Linked DNA regions of Homo sapiens: region 1 is linked to region 2. A link is a loop called in an ENCODE intact Hi-C map of the cell type or tissue named here. Cell type or tissue: endothelial cell of umbilical vein. All regions are shown on one strand. Links, peaks and the distances in the headings refer to the core of each region. The heading gives the core; the rest is flanking DNA.

Region 1 (8,351 bases), core at 30-8,029, 260 kb before region 2:
ATCTCTAATACTTACAAAATTTGCTAAATGTCACCTTGGCTCTTCTTTGTGTGTCATAGTGAATGATGTGAATTCCATTAAAAGGTTGGACTTTTACTTTCAATATCTTATCATAGATTTTGTATTATAACATGCTACTCTATTATAATAAAGCCCACGAATAGGATATCAGATTTTTAAGTCCAAAGATTAGTGAAACTTTATGGGAAAACACTCCAAATTAAGTAACTATCCATGTGATCTCTGAAGTCCCATTTACTTACCCATAGGAGTGTGAAGTGAGTAGGGAACTTGGTAGTAATATTAGCTATTAACTATAATATCAAATTTCTGAATTAAATAAAATGAAAAAAGACTAAAAACAATACCCATGACATGTTCAATCATATCGTTATTAAGTAATTTAGAATGGGGACTTAATTGAAAATCAGCCTGAAATGGAATAGTTTTCAATAATGTGTGTATCCGGTCTGTGTCAGAGCAATTTTTCCTTATCCTTTTAGACAAGTGAATGAGGACCTAGTTAAATATATACTAAAAGATATACACTAACCTGGCTAACTGAATAAAACATTTGTTAAGGTATCCTACTCCTTTTTCTGTTGCTATAACTGAATGCCTGAGACTGGGTAATTTATAAAGAAAAGAATTGTGTTTTTTTATAATTCTGGAGGCTAGAAAGTTCAAGAATGGGGAGCTGCATCTGGTGAGGGTCTGCTTGGTAGAGACTGTCTGAAGGGTCCTGAGGCAGCAGAGGGTATCACATGGCAAGAAGGCTACAGAATGCCAGGCTGAATTTTTAACAGACTCTTGATACTGCTCCATTGGGGATTAAGTTTCAATCTGTTTTGGAGGGGGCAAACATCCACACCACAGCATAAGGTATGATATTTCTTCCATTGTAGATGCTGCTGAGTAGATCGGTAACATCATTGACTACTGTTATGCCCAGGAAATTTCTTCTCACAAGTGATGTCTAACTTTTATACAAAACGATGTATATTTCGTATGTGTGGTAGGCGAGAAGGGCTCTGTTTTATATGTTATTGTGGGTAAAATGAACTTTGACTTTGATTGTGGGTCTTATTCAGTAGCAGTGAATCAAAGTCAGATAAAATTATTCATATTTATTAGCAGCTTAACTAAATTTGTATACTATTATTATTTCTAAAAATTCTACAGAGGATTTATCTTAGAATGTAAAATGTTATAAATCTGTGACATAGATTGTATTTATTATTCCTTTTACAGATAACCCAGAGCACCATGTATTGTTTTCCAGTAACCATTTATTGAATAAATACGTGACAGAACGAATAAACGAATGACAGATATTTCTCTAGTGGTGGCTGTCTCCTTATCAAACACCCAATTACAGTTAGTACTTGAAAGTGTGTTGTTTACTCTGTTGATAGTTTCTTTTGGTGCTCAGCAGGAGGAGTGCTTATACACTGTTGGTGGGAGTATAAATTTGTTTAACCATTTTGGAAGACAGTGTGTTGATTCCTTAAAGACCTAAAACAGAAATACCATTTAATCCAGCAATCGCATTACTGGGTATATGCCCAGAGGAATATAAATCATTCTGTTATAAAGACACATGCACGTGTATGTTCACTGCAGTATTGTTCACAATAGCAAATACATGGAATCAACCTAAATGCCCATTAATAATAGACTGCATAAAGAAAATGTACATATACACCATGGAATACTATGCAGCTACAAAAAAGAACAAGATTATGTCCTTGGCAGAGACATGGATGAAGCTGGAGACCGTTATCCCTAGCATACTAACACAGGAACAGCAAACCAAGTACTGCATGTTCTCACTTATAAGTGGGAGCAAAATGATGAGAACACATGGACACACAGAGGGGAACAGTACACACTGGGGCCTATTGGTGGGTGAGAGTGGGAGGAGAGAGAGGATCAGAAAAAATAACTAATGTGTACTAAGCTTAATACCTGGATGATGAAATAATCTGTACAACAAACCCCCATGACACAAGTTTACCAATGTAAAAAACCTGCATGTGTGCCCTGGAACTTAAAATAAAAGTTAAAAAAAGGAAAGTTGATTGTGACTGTACTTGTAAGTATGATTATCTTGTAAAAATAACAACCCACTACTCATCTAAATGTTTTAGAGAGACCAACCCACTGGAGATTATAGAATCTAGTTTCTAGAATAATAGAGTTTGGGCACAGGAAAACAATTTAAAATAAATTATAATAATATATTTTATAATCTAGTCTATATTAGTATCAGGTGGGTGCTTTTTGTTTTTTATCCAAGAGAATAATGTGACTATGAATTGGGTTTTAAAACATCCCCGAAAACTTGTTAGAAGGTGATCTTGGATTAGGCTTTATATGTAAATCATCTGAAGATAACAGTAAAGACTGTCAGTCAAAAATGTTGTTTGCCACACCCCTTCTTCTCACCCCAAGTCTAACATTCACAGACTTTTCTTTTAATTTTAAAAGGGTCGTTAAATTAGACACAACTTTACCCTGAATGAGCAAGTTTGGACAGATAACTTGGAACAGTGGAGTGAACCAGAGCTTCTGTTTACAATTATGCAAGCTCACCACTGCAAGCATACTCATGTACTAGGGAACAGATGGGGATAAAATGCAGTGTATATTGTGATGTCCAGGTCATGTGCCCCTCATGGAGTTTGTTTCACTTAAAAGAGTGCCACCCTAGTGCATTTGCATGAAGGTACCTATTGCCCAAGAGTAGCCCTGGGTTGGAGAATGCTTTGAAGGAAGAGAGACCTTATAAACAAGCATGGGGTGACAATAGTACAATGTTTCACTCTTGCTATTTCTCATTTTTTCCCGTTTCTAGTGTAAGCTGATTGAACATTTACCCTAGATAGTGCCTATTGCATATTATTAGTCAAGTAAACATTAGCTGATGAAAGGAATGAAAAAGGAAGTCTCACTCTGAAACCAATGCAAGAGAAAGGCCATAGTCCATTTCTTAATGTGCACATCTTTATCAATGCTTAAGAAATCCACCTTGATATGTGAGTATAGTATCATATTAGGAACATCTAGTCTAATTCCTTCTTGTAAATTCTCCTAACAGGAAAAATATCCCACACACTGCCGCTTTAATTACAGTGAATGGCAAAGGTCTCACAGTGATAAGGCATCACAATCAGGCTGGTTTTTATTAGACACGAGGGGATGGTTGAAGGCATGATAATCTAGAGAAGAAAGATGTTTGCTAATGTTTACATACTTAGCTCCCACTGGCATTTTACCAGCTTGGAGGTTTGCACTGTCCCTCTTAATCTGTGAAAGTGCATCCAGATTCACAGCAAGACCTCAAGGAGAGCCAGATGATGGGGCAGATGGCAGATGACTAATTTGGCAAGCCTTGATGAGTGGAAATTGTTTGTTTTAATTGCTTGTCAAGTCCAGTGCCTACATTAAAGTTAAGGACCTAGCACTTTCACAGGAAATGAAATACTACAAAGTAAATAAGAAGGACTTTGTATGAGGGAGGGATAAAGAGGGCAGGCAGAGAATAGTGACAAAATGTGGTAAAGGGAATATTACATTTCTGACAATTGTATTTCTGTGATCTTATTATTTCATCCAAGTATGTATAGATGACAGAAATGTAATTTCTAAATCTGTAAAGCCTTTCTGTTTTTCCTATTTTCAACATAGAAATGTTATGAAATAAAAATTAAGAAAAAATATTTGAAGACAGGGAAACAATAAAGACAGAATATATATATATGCAGTTATAAGTTAGTTGTTATTTGATATGATACATTAAAAATCATTTGCAATTTTTTAATTTTACCAAGCTCATCTTTGAAATACAAAGTACAAAAATTTACAAAGATAAATGTTTATATTGGGAAGACTATATCAAGGTAGACTACTCAAAAACCATATTACTCATAGAAGACAATCATGTATAATTTTGAGGTACATCAGTTTTTTTAGTTTTCAGTTATGAGGTTATTTTCCCTCACACTATATAGTAGCTGCACTTAAGAATTTTGAGAGCTCTCAAAGACTATTGTAATCAACAAAAGAGGTAAAGTACAGATCAATTCAATTTTAGATAGATCAGCAGATAGGAGTATATATAATATATTGATTTATCTTTCATCTGTCTGTGGTATTGAATACCTATGTCTTCCATAGGTACAAATCTATTAGTAAAGGTCTACAATGCCAAAAGTTCTTTTCATTAGGCTCAAGGATTGTTTAGAAAGTGTTTAGTAGGCCAGGCGCGGTGGCTCACGCCTATAATCCCAGCACTTTGGGAGGCCGAGGCAGGCGGATCACGAGGTCAGGAGATCGAGACCATCCTAGCTGACACGGTGAAACCCCCATCCCTACTAAAAATACAAAAAAAATTAGCCAGGCATGGTGGCGGGCGCCTGTAGTCCCAGCTCCTGGGGAGGCTGAGGCAGGAGAATGGCATGAACCCGGGAGGCAGAGCTTGCAGTGAGCCGAGATTGCACCTCTGCACTCCAGTCTGGGCGACAGAGCCAGACTCCATCTCAAAAAAAAAAAAAAAAAAAAAAAAAGAAAGTGTTTAGTTAATTTCAGCAGTCTACGTTTTATCACTTTGGGAATCAATAAAACAGTGGTAGAAGATAAAGATTCAGATAATACATAATAGGATTTTTTTTAAAAGGATACCAATTTTTACACTGAAAAATATTTTATGTCTAGTTTTATGTAATGAAAATTATGAAACACATTTCCTATTTTGCTAATAGTTTTTTCTTTAATACATTTAATTATGTAGAATATGAAATTTCTGAAATATAAATTCATTTCAATTTTTAAACTCTTTTGGCCCTAATCACATCTGATAAAGATATTTTAAAACATTGATACAAATTTTTTATATTAAAAGATACCAGTACAAATGAATAAGAGCAATAAAATCCAGAATTATACTAATAGAGTAATGTATGATCATTGTATATGATTCATTCAAGAATGTAAGGATGGTTTAATAATTGCAATTTATCAATAATTTACCCTAATAAGATTAAAAAAAAACTTCTCAAAACTGCAAAAGCATATGATAAATTGCAATATTCAAGTCTGAAATAAAAACCCTAGTTTTAAAGTAGAATTCTAGAATATATAACATGATGAAATGTATGCTGAGTTAAGGGAAGCATTTCCATGAGGGTTAGAAAAAAGATAGGAATGACTATTACCCATCAATTGAAAAAAATTATCCTAGAAATGTTGTGCTCATAACAGTTAAGCTGGATTTATGAAGAACACTCAGCATAAAACCTTACTTTGTAGACAGGGAAACCAAGACTCAAAGTGATGAAGTGATTTGCTCAAGTTCATTCAGCTTTTAAAAATGGAGGAACCAGTGTTTGATTCTGGCTCCATTCTAGTTCTCTTTTATTTTTATTTTCTTAATTTTTAAAAAGGTTTTGTAGGGAAAGGGTCCCACTTTGTTACCTAGGCTGGTATCCTGACCTGAAGCAATCCTCTGGCCTCAGTCTCCAAAAATGTTGGGATTTCAGGCGTGAGCCACCACACCTGGCCTTCCTTTATGTATATTCTTTACCTTTTTTTTTTTTCATTCTAGTTCTCAGTGACTCTGAAGTCCATATATTTATTTAACAAATGTTTACTGAACAGCTATGCCTGTTTACTGATGTTTACTGAACATCTGCTATATGCCTGCTTTCCGAGGTGCTGAGCAAAGGCCTCTCTTATGAGGCTTGCATTCTAATGTGGAGACATATCATAAAAAGGTAAACTTGCAGATGTATAATGTAAATTCACATAGCAAAAAAAAAAACAAAAACAAAACAAAACAAAAAAAAAACACCAAAATGAAAAGAAAGCAGAACACAATGTATGGGAACCTGATGTCTATTTTAGATAAGGTGGTCAGAAAAGGCTGTTTTGAAAAGGTGACATTTGAGCAAATACTTAAATACAAGTTCTTATAGGCTATAAGAACTTTGGATTTTATAGTCAGTGCAATTAGAAGCCAAGGGTTGTTCTCAGTAGGGGAGTGACATGAACAATTTACATTTTTGAAAAAAACATTCTGGCCTCTGTGTGGAGAATGAATAAACATAAATGTGTTTCTCAGGGTTCCCCAGAGAAACAGAACCAAAAAATTTTAAGTTACAGGATATCAAAAAGAGCAAACATGAAGAAAGGACTTTACCTTCTCTCCCAAGGAAGGAGTTAGTGCATTTTGGGTTGTAGATACAATAGTTGTATCATGTTAGGTGGAAGTATGACCTGTTATTTTCTTTATTTGGAGATTAAGTACAGATTAAGAAGTTGTGTATGTGTGCCACGTTAACAAGGGATGGGCTTATGATAGTTAATTTTCTATGTCAATTTGTCTGGGCCATGGAATGCACAGATAGCATATATATACAAGTATATATACACACACACATATATGCTATATATAGCGCGCACACACACATAGAGATTTATTTAAAATGTACTATATAGTCTTGGCTCACACAATTATGGAGGCTGAGAAGTCTCACAATCTGCCATCTGCAAGCTAGAGACCCAAAAAAGCTAGTGGTGTAGTTTAAAGGCCTGAGAGTTAGAGTGGCAATGGTATAGATTCCAGTTTGGATATGAAGACTTAAGAACCTAAAGTGCCAAGGGCTGGAGATCTATGTCACAGTTCAAGCAGTCAGGCAGAGAGAAAATTCCATTTTCCTCTGCCTTTTTATTCTATCCGTGCCTGCACTGCAACAGATTGGATAATACTCACCCACACTGGGGAGAGCCATGTGCTCTACTCAGTATACCAATTCAATGGTAGTCTTTTGTGAAAACGCCCTTATGGATACACTCAGAAATAATGTTTAGCCAGCATTCTGGGCATGCTGTGGCCCAATCAAGTGACATATAAAATTAACCATCACAGGCCCATCCCTTGTCAGCATAGCACCCATATGCATCTCCTTAATCTGTACTTAATCTCCAATTAAAGACAATAAAAGGTAAATGATTTCATCTAACATGGTACAACTATTATGCCTATAACCAAAAATGCACTTTGTCCCCAGAAGAAAAAGTGAAGTCTTTTTTGATGTTTGCTTTTCTCCTTGATATCCTATAACTTAAATACTATTGTGTAAAATTAAGAATACTTAAATATTATGACATAAAGTAATACATCTTATGTTTCATGATAAGGAAATAAGAGAGGAAAAGAAACAGACACACCCACACACAAAATGTATTCATAACATAATAAGGAATAAATACTTATGGCAATTACAGTACCCATTTCTGTCAATGGTCACATGATCATAGCTGGTATTTATAACTACCTTTCTCTACTACCCATTTCATACTCCCTTTGCCTTCAGCAAGCACCTCAGTTGGTTATGGTTCTTTACCTGTTGAGGTGACACAAACATTCATTGCAAAATGCACTGGACCGTACTAGTCCTGCTTTGATTGGGTGGTTGTAGTTTTCCATTGAATTTCATCACTGGGCATGGTAATACTAAGAGACGCCCACAGGAATGTCCTGTATTAGAGACATACTCTTCCTTATTACCTCCATTGTGGAGTAGTAATATTGATAGAATCTGCTACTATCCTTAGTGGTCAGGATCAATTATCCCAGCCAGCTTAGCAATTCCTTTCTTTGCCTGTTGATTCAAAGGAATGAGGAGCCCAAAGTGGCTGCACGGCAGTCACTTCCAATTCAATGGAATAACTGTTGTGTCTCCTGGTAGAGCACAATGTTTGGAAACCCGGTACTTATTTAAATAAGGTGGTCAGAGAAGGCTTTTCTGAAAGAATGACATTTGAGAAAAGATGACTACAGATTCTTACAAGCTAAAGAGTTTGGATTTTGCAGTAAGTTTAATGAGATGCCAAAGGGTGTTTTTAGTGACATGAATGATTTATATTTTTAAAAATATTATTCTGTTCTCTGGGTTGCGAATTAATTAATGGGGCAAATAGGAAATCCTGGACATTAGTTAGGAGGCCGCTGTGTAAGTCCAGGGAAGGGATAGCAGTGTTTTGGATTAAATGACTATAGCAGTGGAAGTGACAAGTTTGGACCCATTTGGGGATGTATTTTGAACATAGAGATAACAAAACTTGCCATCTCTGCATAACTATAATAGCATTCATTAATAGTCACTGGAAATAGTTATTGCTTCTTCTGTGGTCTTCAATATTTTGTATTTTGATGTTTACTGCAATGCTAGATTTTTTAATGCCCAACAATATGCATAAATCCAAGGTGCATTTATTAACATTTCTGAAAAGGAAAGTACTTATTGGTGTTAAATCAGCAAAAGAATTTTTTATCAAGTTCCATATTT
Region 2 (8,351 bases), core at 308-8,307:
CTGTTTCAGAAGCCAGAACTTAGGTTCATTTATAAGAAGACATATTTTAGTTCCAATAGAGAAGTAATTTTCTCTATTTCATATTATATAAAATTTGAATTAGTGGCCTCACCGGGGAGTGAGTCAGTCCCTCATGGATAGAATTATGTAAATAGGCTGAATTATCACCATTGAGTTTTTCTATAATGCATACAAGGCACAAAGAAATTATTTCTCAAAATCTTCCAACTTTTCAAAGAGTAACGTATTTTATTTTATTTTTTATTTTCGAGACTGAGTCTTGCTCTATCGCCCAGGCTGGAGTGCAGTGGCACGAACTTGCCTCACTACAACCTCCACCTCCTGGGTTCAAGCGATTCTCTTGCCTCAGCCTCTGCCTCCCAAGTACCTGGGATTATAGGTGCCCACGACAACGCCAGGATAATTTTTGTATTTTTAGTGGAGACAGGGTTTCTTTCACCAACCGTGTTGGCCAGGCTGGTCTAGAACTCCTGACCTCAAGCAATCTTCACGCCTCGGCCTCCCAAAGTGCTGGGATTACAGGTGTGAGCCACCGTGACTGGCCAAGAGTAATGTATTTTGTTTTAATTTTATTTTTATTATTATTATTTTTTATTATACTTTAAGTTTTAGGGTACATGTGCACAACGTGCAGGTTTGTTACATATGTATACATGTGCCATGTTGGTGTGCTGCACCCATTAACTTGTCATTTACATTAGGTATATCTCCTAATGCTATCCCTCCCCGCTCCACCCACCCCACAACAGGGCCCGGTGTGTGATGTTCCCCTTCCTGTGTCTATGTGTTCTCATTGTTCAGTTCCCACCTAGGAGTGAGAACACGCGGTGTTTGGTTTTTTGTCCTTGCGATAGTTTGCTGAGAATGATGGTTTCCAGCTTCATCCATGTCCCTACAAAGGACATTAACTCAGCATTTTTTATGGCTGCATAGTATTCCATGGTATATATGTGCCACATTTTCTTAATCTGGTCTATCATTGTTGGACATCTGAGTTGGTCTTTGCTATTGTGAATAATGCCACAATAAACATACGTGTGCATGTGTCTTTATAGCAGCATGATTTATCATCCTTTGGGTATATACCCAGTAAAGGGAGAAGGTAGAAAGTGTCTGATCAGTAGATATTAGAACCCAACACAGATACAAGGAGATAGGTAATAGATATGGATTGAGTGAAGTGAAGATAAATTACATGAAGATTAACTTGATGTTGATTCCAAGTCTTCTGTCAGTCTCTTCAATTGTTAGAACTGGTACCACAGTGTAGCAATTATAAGCCTGACCTGGAGCCAGGTGGCTATACTTAAACAATTTTAAGAACTTCAGATTCTCAACCTTATTAGCTTGACAAAATTTTAATAATGATACATTTTTAGTAAGATGATAATATTGCTGTGTTAGCATTAAGGTATCATTTATTTCAAAATAATTTAAATATTCAGAACATTGCTGTGCCTCTCGTGTTTTTATGTGAATAATTTTATTATCTATTTTTGCAAAGAAATGAGAACAAACCTCACTATAGAGAAACCATATTTTAGTAATTGACAAGCAGTCATATTTATATTTATTATATTTATCTATTGAGCTATCTCTATATATGAGGGGACTTTTAAAAGTTCATCAGAAAATTGATTTAAAAGATAAAAATAAAAAATGTAAACTTTCATTCTCAGCATAAGCTCCATCAAATCCAAGACACATTTATAAACAATGATACCAGCCATTTAGTCCAGCCCTAAAGAACCGAGGGTCCTGGGAACTTAACCATGTCAATGCAGTCTCTTTCACATTATTAACTGGAGAATAATGACTACTCTTATTTTTTTATTATTTTTTTTAAGATTAGGAAACAAGTAAAAATGAGAAGGAGCTGAATCAGGATTGTAAGCTAGATGCCTAATGATTTCCCATCATAACTTTCAGAAAATTGTCCTTGTTTGATAAAGGGAATGAGCAGGGGTGTTGTTGTGGTGCAGAAGGACTTTCCCGTGAAGGTTTTCTGGATATTTTTCTGCTAAAGATTTGGTTAACTTTCTCAGAAACACTCTAATAGTAAGCCGATGTTATCTTTCTTTGGTCCTCCAGAAAGTCGAGAAATAAAATGCCTTGAGCATCCCCCCAAAAAGACTGCCACTGAAGCTGCTTCGTTGTCTGGGATAATATCCAAGGTTCGTTGTCTCATGGCTACAAATATCAAGGGCGCAGACACACAAAGAGTGAGCTTAACAGTGGAAGTTTAATAGACAAAAGAAGGAGAATAGCTCTCTGCTACAGAGAGGGGTCCCAGAAAAATGAGTTGCTGATTTCGTGGTGAAATGCAAGAGGTTTTATAGATGAGCTAGTGGAGGGGCGGTATCTGATCTACATAGGGTCCGAAAAACTGGTTAGACCAGTTGCGTCATTTGCATGGGGCACAAATCTCAGCCCCCCCGACCCCCACCCCAATCTTTTATTATGCAGGCAGGTTCTCTGACTGAGCTGCTCCATGTTGCCCATTTCTTTCTTGTCATACATGTGCTAACAAAAAAAGGGAAGATGGAGCTTCCATGGCAGACATACCTGGCCCTCAGGTAGTCCTTCTCTATTGGCGCAGCTGCCAGCATTCCCCCGTGCAAGCTTCAAGCTTGCTTATCGATGTTTGCGGCTCAGTATTTCAGGCTGCTCTTTGTTAGCAAAAAAATAATTTCTTGGACTGCTTTTTGTTAAAAGGGAAACTGCCGATGACTCTTTTGCCCTCACTATCTGCCTAAATAATTTATTTCTACCGCCTGTATCACCATGACCTTTGCTCTTGACCAGTCTGCTTTTGCTTTGGCCGAGACCACTTCCACTTCTACTTCTTGGTAGCCATTGCTTTTATGTGCTTTGTTTTTAGGATTGTAACGGTAATGCCATGTTTCACTTCTTTTTAAAATGCTTCGAAGACATTCTTTAGGCTCTTGGTCCTATTTGTTTAAAATTTCCATGGAAAGCTCTGGTCTTGTGTGCAGCTGATCTGAGTGCCATGGTCTTGGCACCCATTGAGTGGAAAGTTTGCTTAACTTTAATTTTCCAGTCAAAACTGAGTAAGCTCCACTAATTGAGATGTCTGTGGCATTGGATATTACTTGTGCCATTAAATTGTTGGTCCTCTTCAATTAGGGCACAAACAAGATGAATATTTTCCTTGAAAATTGATGTGGTTGGTCTGCCACTGCAGGTTTCATCTTCAATATTATCTTGTCCATTCTTAACATTCATTTGTAAACTGTTCATTTCTTTGGGACATTTTCCCCATGAACTTTTTGTAAAGCATCAATGATTTCACCGTAAATTTGAGGTGTATTTTTGCTTCAATTTTAGCAAGATTCATGTTGCTCTGATACAGGCTGTTTTCAAATGGATGTCTTAATGGTTCCTAGGGCCTCAGACTAGATCCTGTTCAGACATGTTATAACATGTTAGTATGGGTTTATTTTGGTGCAAATGTTTTTTGAAATCTGTGCATAGTTTTTTTCATGATACACATTTTTCACAAACTTTTTGAAGACCCCTTATGTATAGTCAAGTAAACAATTTGGTGTGAACATTTATTAGGCATCTACTGTGTATGCGCATGAGGGATAGACATAATAGGAGGATAAAAATATAGAGGAGACACTGTCATTGAAATATTTGGAGGTTCCCAGAGATGGAAGATATATACACACATTACTATAATGCGTACCACATAGTGGTAAATTCCCTAATAGATATTTTTAATGAATGGAAAAACAGAAGATCTAGCGTAAGACAAGGATTTTGTAGTGTAAGTAGCATTTTGAGCAAAACCTACTGTTAAAGAATGTTTGATAGGTAGAATTGGAAAGAGGTACATTCTAGAGACAGAAGAAAACAAAACACTGTCTTGGGTAAGAGAAGGAAGTTTGTATTTCAGAAAATATGAGGACATACCAAGGAGTATATAGCATATAGTTTTCAATAATATGTGAAAATTATTTTCACATATTAGTACTTATGAGACTATATGTTAAATAATAATTATGCTTTATTTATATATTTATTTTTGTTAATATATATTAATAATATATTGAGTTTAAATATATAACTTTCATACTTCTGGAATGCAGACTTCATTCTCTTACCCAAAACAGTGCATGTTTTGTTCTCTTCCTAGAATATATCTCTTTCCAATTATCCAAGATTATCTTCACATATTGGAACTTATAATATCATATGCTCCCCTTTTGTATGATTGATATTTCTTTGTGTAAATGTGCTATAATACACTTAACCAAACTCTCTGATGTACATTTAACTAGCTTCTAGTTTTTTACTATTATAAGTATGACTACTACACTGTTCCATTGTCAGCTACATTTTCCCTTTTATTTAATTAGGCTAAATCTTAAAAGGGCAGTCTCACCAAGAAAGATTCATACACATTAATCTTGGGTACAGATCCTATATTATCTTTCAAAAAGTTTTGTTAATTTATCCTCCTAACATAGTACATGAGAGTGCCTGTGTTGCCACACCCTGGCCAAACTGGCAATAACAACCATTTTGACATTTGCTAGTGTAATAGATGAAGACATAGGATATATTTATTTAAATTTGTATTTGATTATCAATGAGGTTAAACATCATTTTATTTGGTAATGTTCATTGCTTTCAATGGGAACTCCCTATTTATATATTTTGCCTGTTATTCTATATGGTATTCATCAATTTTCCTTATGGAATTATGAGCTCATAATCTTATTAATCTCTTAGCTATCATTAATGTTGCAAATATGTTTTTCTAGATTTGGGAAAAACAGGTTTTCACTAACCTGTTTTATGTTGTCTTTTTTTTTTATGCAGACATTTGTGATATTAAGTAGTCATTTTTGTCTAGGATTTTCTGTGTGAATTCTAGGGGAAAAGAATGTAGATAAGAATGCAGCATCTTCAACCAGATAGCTTGGGTTAAGATAGCCCCAGCATTTACCAACCATGACTTAATGTCTGTGTGCCTTTCATGTATTAGCTCCTTTCTCCTAGAGGGTTAGAGGACACACATAAATCAACACATGTAAAAGCACCTAGGAGAGTATCTGTTAAGAACTCAGTGAATGTTAGTCTTTCTTGTTATTATCATTTGTGCTAATTTTAAAAGACTTTCTCTAGTCAAAAATTATAGAATTATCCTGTGTTTTTCTCTAATGCAATTTTTGTTTTTTGTTTTTTTCTACTTAAAATTTTAATTTGCCTGTAATGCCAGCTACTCGGGAGGCTGAGGCAGGAGAATCACTTGAACCCAGGAGGCGGAGGTTGCAGTGAGCTGAGATTGCGCCACTGCACTCCAGTCTGGGCAACAAGAGGGAAACTCCATCTCAAGGAAAAAAAAAAAAACAAAACTTAATTTGTCTTAATTTTTTTTCCTAAAGTGGATAACTAATTTTCTCCATGCCATGTTTAAAATATTCATTATTTCTTGATTATTTTGATATTTATCCTGAAAACTGTAAATACCTACATGTATTATTAATGGAATTTTAACAATTAGACTTTTGATGTGATAAAAGAATGCTTTTGCTTTCAGCATATTTTTATGAAATTCATCACTATGCTAAAATCAAATACCTTTTATTACTTTTTCAATGAATACTATTGTATTTTCCATAATATCAATATATCATCCACAACTAATGACAAAGTTATCTCTTTCTTTCAAAAAGTTATTTTGTTATTTAAATTTTTTTTCTTTAGTTGTTTAGGCCTAAAGGACAATGGAAAATGGTTATAATGAGAGTGGCAACTTTTTTACTGATTCCTGACTCTAATGAGAACTGTTTTAAATTATAAGATAAATTTCGATGGAAGATTTTAATTTGTTTAGAAAAAGTTGTTTTAATTTCTACGGTGATACATTGTTTTTTGTTGTTGTTTGTTTGTTTGTTTTGAGATGGCGTCTCGCTCTGTTCCTCAGGCCGGAGGGCAGTGGCGTGATCTAGGCTCACTGCAACCTCTGCCTCCTGGGTTCAAGATATTCTGCTTCCTCAGCCTCCTGAATAGCTGGGATTACAGGCACCCACCACCATGCCACGCTAATTTTTGGATTTTTAGTAGAGACGAGGTTTTGCCATGTTGGCCAGGCTGGTCTCAAACACCTGACCTCAGGTGACCCGCCCGCCTCGGCCTCCCAAAGTGCTGGGATTACAGGCATGAACCACCTCGCCTGGCCTGATGCATTGTTACCGACATAAATTTAGTAAATTTGAAGACATACAATGTAAATAAAAATATTATCTATTATTTCTTAAACCCAAAATAATAAGTAGTTACATTTTGGTGAGTATATTCAGGTATTTATTTCCTATACAAATTGTTTTCATTTAAAAATGCAGAATCAGATTTTTCAATTTTGTAACATGACTGTATAGTAGCAAACATATTTTAATGTCTGGACTAATAGCAATATCCCTGAAATGGAAAAAAAAAAAGACATTTTAAAGAGGAAGGCGGCATAATCAGATACGTTCTCAGAAAAACCCCGAAAGTATGCTTGAATAATAGATTATAGTGAGAAAGAGTTGATAGAAAAACAGTGTTTATATAAAGTAAATCAATTTATATTAGGCTCAGCTATTAATGGCAAAACAGGCAATACATTAACTGTGGCTTAAATAAAAATATATTTCTTTCTCAAGTAAAAAAAGCATAATCTGGAGGTAGTGAGTTCAGAGCTGATCTGGCTTCCTGAATGTTATGACCCCACAGTTCTGTCTAATTGCTCATCCAACCTCAGCACATAAATTCTGCCATAGTCCAATAAGGCTACTCGAGCTTCAGCCACCACGTCATAATGCCAGCTGACAAGAAGCAAGAAGGGATAAAATACATATACCTTTTCTTAAATGTACTCGTCCTAAGAGTTGTACACACTGCCTCCACTTACGTCTTATTGTCCAAAATCATTCACTTATGACTACATTTAGCTAAAGAAAGGCTAATGCATATAGAAAGGAGAGGTTCCGTAATTAAGGAAGAAAGAACAAGTTATGAGCCTTTGCCTCAGTAGGCTTTTCAGTAGTTAAGATGTGGAATAGCAGTATTTGAACGGGAACAATGAAACCAGAAAGAAGAAAATAGATATAAAACTTTGTTAATTTTTTCATTTAATACTGTTTAATATTTAGGTTTTTAAAATATTTGTTTTGGCATGATAAAAAAACATTTTAAAAACTGATTACAATTTATATGAAGGAAAGTGGATCGATCTTCAGTGTAAAGCTTAATTTTTATATATGTATATACATTTAAACATTCAAAGTATTCCCGTTGCCTGCAGAAGATTCCCTCATGCCTCTTACCAGTCAATACCTGTCCCCTCAATAGCCAGAAATTATTAATAGTATTTAATTTCTATCCACATAAACACATTTTATGTGTTCTTGAACTTCACATGAATCCAATCATTACATATACCCTTTTATAACTGGTTTTTCTCACCGAACACACAGTCTCTATGATTTATCCAGAAAACAACACATTCATGAGGGAAAAGTATCTATTAATATTAACTAAAAAGAATAAACTTTAATTGCTCTATATAATCTGGTAAAATTTTGAAATAAACAAGGCTCCAGTATGAATACACATCGCATAATGGTGAAAGTGTAATTCTTCTCCTTCCTCTGTCTTGCCATTCTTTAAGTGGATGTGGTGTGATCAGGTGCATAACCATTTGTGAGATAGAGTTAGAGTAAAATTAAGAGTCTCTTTGACACATAAATCCAAAATACCTACTGACGTGTGCAAGGAAACACTCAGAATCAGCAAAATTGGTATTCTCTAAGTGTATACAATATTTTGGCAAAATGTGATGCTATTAATTTTTTGACTACTTTTCTTGATCAAAAATTGAATGTGTCACTGAAGTAAGTGAAGAGAGAAAGCCTTCTTATGACTGCTGAGTGCCTGTGTATTTGTCTATTTTAAAATTTATTTCAGAAGTACAGTCATGTGTTGCTTAATGGTGAGGACATGTTCTGGGGAATGTGTTGTTATGTGATTTCATTATCCTGTGAACATCATAGAGTGTATTTACACAAATCTAAATGGTATAGCCTCCTACACGTCTGGGCTATATGGTCTAGCCTGTTACTACAAACCAGTGCAGCATGCTACCATACTGAATACTGTAAGCAATTGTAACAAAATGTATGTGTGTATCTGAACATAGAAAAGGTACAGTAGAAAATATGGTATAAAATATTAAAAATGCTACACTTGTGTAGGACACCTTCCATGAATGGAGTTTGCTGGACTGGTGGTTGTTCTGGATAAGAAAATGAGTA

What was found. A loop is a pair of places that touch in the nucleus more often than their neighbours do. Peaks named below come from ENCODE experiments on the same cell type or tissue, not always from the same donor. Only the 100,000 strongest peaks of a DNase experiment are listed, where the experiment ranks them.
Region 1: a loop joins it to region 2, with 1.9 times the contacts of the local background. A loop is called at or near these places in 4 of 110 quality-filtered maps.

Annotation. Positions count from the first base shown.
Region 1 is chr2:212,130,894-212,139,244 of GRCh38, reverse strand. The region is part of intron 1 of ERBB4 (erb-b2 receptor tyrosine kinase 4); the gene reads left to right. Among named protein-coding and RNA genes, the nearest start is that of MIR548F2, 290 kb to the left of the region's middle. In endothelial cell of umbilical vein, for the core only: no CTCF peak of the experiment used is centred there; a DNase peak (open chromatin) is centred at 3,344.
Region 2 is chr2:211,875,710-211,884,060 of GRCh38, reverse strand. All of the region lies in intron 3 of ERBB4 (erb-b2 receptor tyrosine kinase 4), which reads left to right. Among named protein-coding and RNA genes, the nearest start is that of MIR548F2, 550 kb to the left of the region's middle. In endothelial cell of umbilical vein, for the core only: a CTCF peak has its summit at 4,545; DNase peaks (open chromatin) are centred at 4,550 and 6,790.